Linked DNA regions of Homo sapiens: region 2 is linked to region 1. A link is an interaction called in ENCODE POLR2A ChIA-PET data of the cell type or tissue named here. Cell type or tissue: Caco-2. All regions are shown on one strand. Each heading gives the region's core, and the rest is flanking DNA. Links, peaks and the distances in the headings are about the cores only. Region 1 overlaps NKX2-3 (NK2 homeobox 3). Region 2 overlaps ABCC2 (ATP binding cassette subfamily C member 2).

Region 1 (2,906 bases), core at 127-2,626:
GAGATGGGATAATCAAATAAAGTCCCCAAGGAAGTGTATTTAAGAGGACAGAATCACAGTCTTTCCCCAAGAGGCGGTTTGATGTGGCAGAGGCCAAGGCCTATGCTCTCATAGTTCCCAGAGCCGAAAATCGGCATGAAACTGTCTATAACTAGTCAATCAAACTTCATTTTCAAAGTGCACACAGATGTCGTCATAACATTCGCTTGTAGTCTTTTATAAGCCACACACACACACAAGTCCCTGAGCCATGCACAAGCGTTACACTCAGAACAGATTTTCGCGCAACCCATGCCCACCGGCCCACTCATACCAACACGCCTCACACCTTCAGTTATCCTTGGTGGAGTAGAATGCAAACGAGTTTGCAAATACTGTAGTTATTATGTAGTTGCAAGCCTTCATCCTGAAAATAGTCATTAGCACGTCGAGCCGCATATTTAATACAGAGTAATCTCTTCTCTCGCAGATGCTCAAGATCCAAATAAACACGCACTAACTACCCCTCTCCACGAAACGCGCCTCCGCCTGCTAAGGGCGTTCTTTGGGTACTGGGGCTGTCTCAGGGTCCCACAGCGCCAGGAGCCACAAACGTTCCCAAAAGTCCAGCCATTTACTACCGCACGCTCTGCGCAGCCACCAAAAAGGGTCACGGTGCTCCAGGACAGGAGCCGCGGTGCGGCCGGGAACAGCTAAGGACGCTGTTGTTTGCTTCTTCCGCAGAAAGCTGCCAGCTGAAGAAGTCTCTAGAGACGGCCGGAGACTGCAAGGCGGCGGAGGAGAGCGAGAGGCCGAAGCCACGCAGCCGCCGGAAGCCCCGGGTCCTCTTCTCGCAAGCCCAGGTCTTCGAGCTGGAACGCAGGTTCAAGCAGCAGCGGTACCTGTCGGCACCCGAGCGCGAGCACCTCGCCAGCAGCCTGAAGCTCACATCCACTCAGGTGAAAATCTGGTTCCAGAATCGCAGGTACAAGTGCAAGAGACAGCGGCAGGACAAGTCTCTGGAGCTTGGCGCACACGCGCCCCCGCCGCCGCCGCGCCGCGTGGCTGTCCCGGTGCTGGTGCGGGACGGCAAGCCGTGCGTCACGCCCAGCGCGCAGGCCTACGGCGCGCCCTACAGCGTGGGCGCCAGCGCCTACTCCTACAACAGCTTCCCCGCCTACGGCTATGGGAACTCGGCCGCGGCCGCCGCCGCCGCCGCCGCCGCCGCCGCAGCAGCGGCGGCCTACAGCAGCAGCTATGGCTGTGCGTACCCGGCGGGCGGCGGCGGCGGCGGCGGCGGGACCTCCGCGGCGACCACTGCCATGCAGCCCGCCTGCAGCGCGGCCGGAGGCGGCCCCTTTGTGAACGTGAGCAACCTAGGAGGCTTCGGCAGCGGCGGCAGCGCACAGCCGTTGCACCAGGGTACTGCAGCCGGGGCCGCGTGCGCTCAGGGCACCTTGCAGGGCATCCGGGCCTGGTAGGGACGGGGCGGGTCACGCGGCGGGCACCCCAGCGCAGCCTGGCGCCGCGGGACTGAAGCTCGAGAAGGGCCTGACCTAAAGGTCAGGTCCCCTCGTTAAAAAAATATGTACGTCTAGCTCCTCAGGGCTTCGGATCGCAGCTCACTCGAGGCCTGGGGAAGGGGACTCAGGGGCGAGGAGGATGACTGGGTCCGGTCGCCAGGACTGTCTCTGAGGCAGAAACGCCGGCTGGGCGCCGGGGAGGACGATGGCCCCGACCCTGGCAGCGAGAGGAGACCAGGAGGCTAGGACCCTGGCCGCGCTTGGTTCTTCCAAAGCGAGAAGGGCTTCTCTCCCTCTGCCTTTCCGCGGCCTCCGCGAAGCGTTGGCGGGGAGCCCAAGGACATAACAAATTAAAAGCATGAAGGAGAGAAAAATGGGGGTCGTGGCTTGAGAAATTCCAGGCCCTACCGATCCTCTGCCCCCTTTGCGGGCCTGGAGCGCCATAGCACAGTCGATTTCGTTTCGCAGCTGTCTCCCCTCCGCAGCAGATACCTCGGTCCAGATCTCCGGATTGTCGGGGGACGCAGGACTCTTCGAGGAAAACCAGCCGAATGAGATCAAAAGTTGGGGGTGGGGGGAGGCTGAACAAACTCAGGACCTGGTGGCCCACCGGAGGTGTTACCGGGTTTCCTTTCTGTTTCGTATTCTGTATTCAGCACATGTTATCTATCTATCTATCTATATAACTATAACCACACGCCGTGTAGACACCCGCTGCCACACACTACAGGAGTCAATAAACAAGGTGCAATATTTTCAAATCGTTGGCCGGCTACAGAATTTGTTTAGCCCCAAAGAGTGGAGAGGAATCCTTTAAATAGGGCGGGAAGGGGAGGAAAAGGTGCGAGGGGGAAAGCCATCCTCCCTGGGCGATCGCAGGCCTGGTCTCCCATGAGCCAGGCCCCAGGCTGCAAGTCTGATCTCTTCGGGGCTTTGTTCATTAATTTCTGTTTACTCTTGAGGGCTGGACAGGTCGAAGGCTCAGGGCCATTTGAAGTCCCTGGCTTTGCAGTTCCCCCTAAGTTTTACCCAGATGCTTGGACTAGCTGTATAGACCTGCGTTCGGTCAAGTCTTGCACTCTGCCCCACCTCGAGGGTCGCCAGGGAAAAGGAAGCCTCGCTCGCAGTCCCAGCTGTTGGCCGCGCGAAGGCGGCTCCTTCCCTGGCTGCAGCCAGGGCTACCAACGCGCCCGGGGGCGCTGCGCTGCGCCCCACTGCGGCCGAGCTCTCCCCCTTGGCCGCCCTCCCTTCTCCCCCGGCGGCCGCGGCTTTATGCGGCTCCTTGTCACTTGCGGAGAATGCCTGTGCGAGGCCTGTGCTGCCACACGGCCGATTGTGAGCGTGCCAAGGCGGGTGAATGGGGAGGCCTCAGAGCGCCGCGCCATTGTGGGGCCGGGCCTCGCT
Region 2 (2,906 bases), core at 238-2,737, 250 kb after region 1:
CCTTCTTCATCCTATAATTTGGCAAATGCAGTGGTGAGGTTTACTCAGAATAGCTGGTACAAAATTCACTTAGAATCACAAGAAGACACGTTTTTGGAGGGTGGGTTGGCCAGAAAGTGACTACATTTGTCATTAAATGGTGAATTTGTATCCATGTGCACAAATAGGAAAATACGGATAGTTAAAGGGTAAGGCTGGATATGGATATGGAGTTGAATTTAAATTGTGTGAAAGCAGTGGGATGTGCTGCAGGGTGGTTTTCTGTCTTCACAATGCATGTATGCAACAATCCTTCCCCTTTGGTCTCCAGAATTCCTCATTCCTGGACAGTCCGGAGGCAGACCTGCCACTTTGTTTTGAGCAAACTGTTCTGGTGTGGATTCCCTTGGGCTACCTATGGCTCCTGGCCCCCTGGCAGCTTCTCCACGTGTATAAATCCAGGACCAAGAGATCCTCTACCACCAAACTCTATCTTGCTAAGCAGGTAAAGTTAACACCACTGTTTCTGAACTCTAATTCCTTGGTGCACAGTAGAGACATTTTCTTGGTGGTTAGTGTTCTCTTCCTTGTCTTTAAGCAGCTGTCCCAGGTGCCATTGTCTCAGGTAGAGCCAGGCTCAAGGTTTCCCTCACGGGTCCCTTGCTGCATTTCTTAAATCAAAGTGGCTTTGATTTTTGCATAAGAATGGTGACTCTTAATTCTTGTGGATATTGGGTTCCCTAAACACAAAGGGCATATAATCAATCAAATTATCTTTATAGCATTTGAGAAATGAACACTGGATCACCTGTCTTTAAACAGCTCTAATAAATCAGTGGACTGTAATTCAGTTGGCATCTACCTCGTGAAAATGAGCTAGATAATGGATCTCCTGCCCCACTGAGGCAATCCAACTATCACTCATCTTCAAAAACTTGGGTCCGAAATAAGGTTTCCATTTTCCCCGCATATTTGATGAGTCAGGATGATCACTCACAGTAGAAGGAGGAGGGGTAAGTGTGCACAGTGACAAGCACGAGTAGGGAAATAATGGAAAGGACAGGTCTGCGGGAGAGGCCCAGGAGGGGCCAGGAGGGGAGGAGCCCTCAGCCAGCTGCACCAACTCACTCAGGGAAGGGTCTTGTGGGAACCCAAGACCCTCATTCGAGGTTGTAAAATTATCTCATAAAATCTTCCATCTGCTTCTTTTCACTATTTTTTTTTCTATCTCTCCTTATTATCATTATTACTACCATTTTAAATGGAGTCTCACTCTGTTGCCCAGGCTGGAGTGCAGTGGCACTATCTCGGCTCACTGCAACCTCCACCTCCTGGGTTCAAGCAATTCTTATGCCTCAACCCCTCCCGAGTAGCTGGGATTACAGGAGCACGCCACCATGTCCAGCTAATTTTTGTATTTTTAGTAGGGCGGGATTTCGCCATGTTGGCCAGACTGGTCTCGAACTCCTGACCTCAAGTGATCCCTCCTGCCTTGGCCTCCCAAAGTGCTGCGATTACAAGCCTGAGCCACCTGCACAGCCTCTGTCAGTCCTTATCTTTCAACAGGTTTTTAGAAAGGCAAACTAGATTCCATTGTTCTACTAGCATACCTAACAATGACTCAGGTTACCTGGAATCTTAAAGGAGGAAAGAGCTTGGCCAAAGGAAGTGGATTTCACCTTGACACTTTGAGGTTGGGGTTGATCGTGGGTTTTATTAGATTCTGATTCAAAAAAGAACAGTCTCAGAGCTTGGGACAGTGTCACTGTCTCCCTTGTTGACCTGAGTGCCCATCACAGGACCTAGCATGTTTCAAACACTCCCACTGGAATACAACATTTGTTGAATGTTGGTGTTAAATGCATTCTGGGAATAGTGGTTGATTCAAGAGTAGGTTAGAGCTGACCTCAGTGGTACATACCTGTAATCCCAGTTCCTCTGGAAGCTAGAAGTGGTAGGATCACTAGAGGCCAGCCTGGCAACATAGTGAGTCCCCATCTCTTAAAAAAATAAAATAAAATAAAAATAAAAAGGAAAGAAACATATGTTAGACTTTGAACATTCTGAACATTAAACAACTCTGAACATTTAATAACATTCTCAGTACCCTTGGAATTGAGTCATTGTTCGAGGTTAGAAGCAATCAAGTTGGGAGGCTTCTTCTACTTTCTGGAGCTTCCAAGAAGAAGCTGGTTAATGAGCAAACCAATATCCCATCCTAATAAAAGCTATTAGTTAACTCTTTTACAAAATACTTTATTGAGATATAATGTACATACCATACAGTTCTCTCATTTAATACAATTCAGGCCGGATGCTGTGGCTCACGCCTGTAATCCCAACACTTTGGGAGGCCGAGGTGGGTGGATCACTTGAGGTCAAGAGTTTGAGACCAGCTTGGCCAACACAGTGAAACCCCATCTCTACTAAAAATACAAAAACATTCGGCTGGGCATGGTGGCTCACGCTTGTAATCCCAGCACTTTGGGAGGCCGAGGTGGGTGGATCACGAGGTCAGGAGTTCGAGACGAGCCTGGCCAACATGGTGAAACCCCGTCTCTACTAAAAATACAAAAATTAGCCAGGCATGGTGGCGGACGCCTGTAATCCCAGCTACTCAGGAGACTGAGGCAGAGAATTGCTTGAACCTGGGAGGTGGAGGTTGCAGTGAGCTGAGATCATGCCACTGCACTCCAGCCTGGGTGACAGAGCAAGACTCCGTCTCAAAAAAAAAAAAAAAAATTAGCCTGGTGCAGTGGCACACACCTGTAACCCCAGCTACTCAGGTGGCTGAGGCATAAGGATCACTTGAACCCGGGAGGTGGAGGTTACAGTGAGCCAAGATCGTGCCACTGCACTCCAGCTTCAGACTCTGTCTCAAAAAAAAAAAAAATGCAATTCAGTTTTTTTCAGTATATTAACACATA

What was found. ChIA-PET counts read pairs that join two places held together with the same protein. Peaks named below come from ENCODE experiments on the same cell type or tissue, not always from the same donor. Only the 100,000 strongest peaks of a DNase experiment are listed, where the experiment ranks them.
Region 2: POLR2A ChIA-PET joins it to region 1 with 7 read pairs; 2 of 35 experiments call an interaction of 5 or more read pairs at or near these places.

What each region holds. Positions count from the first base shown.
Region 1 is chr10:99,534,262-99,537,167 of GRCh38, forward strand. It overlaps NKX2-3 (NK2 homeobox 3), which reads left to right. Exons shown (of 2, transcript NM_145285.3): 2 at 724-2,263. The coding sequence ends at 1,460. Among named protein-coding and RNA genes, the nearest start is that of NKX2-3, 2.8 kb to the left of the region's middle. RefSeq lists silencers at 1,044-1,193, 2,769-2,848. In Caco-2, for the core only: no CTCF peak of the experiment used is centred there; a DNase peak (open chromatin) is centred at 1,100; H3K4me3 peaks cover 1,165 bases.
Region 2 is chr10:99,784,298-99,787,203 of GRCh38, forward strand. It overlaps ABCC2 (ATP binding cassette subfamily C member 2), which reads left to right. Exons shown (of 32, transcript NM_000392.5): 2 at 311-484. Among named protein-coding and RNA genes, the nearest start is that of ABCC2, 3.1 kb to the left of the region's middle. RefSeq lists enhancers at 1-202, 71-1,270, 1,287-1,788, a cis regulatory region at 519-782 and a silencer at 556-719. In Caco-2, for the core only: no CTCF peak of the experiment used is centred there; a DNase peak (open chromatin) is centred at 1,494; H3K4me3 peaks cover 630 bases.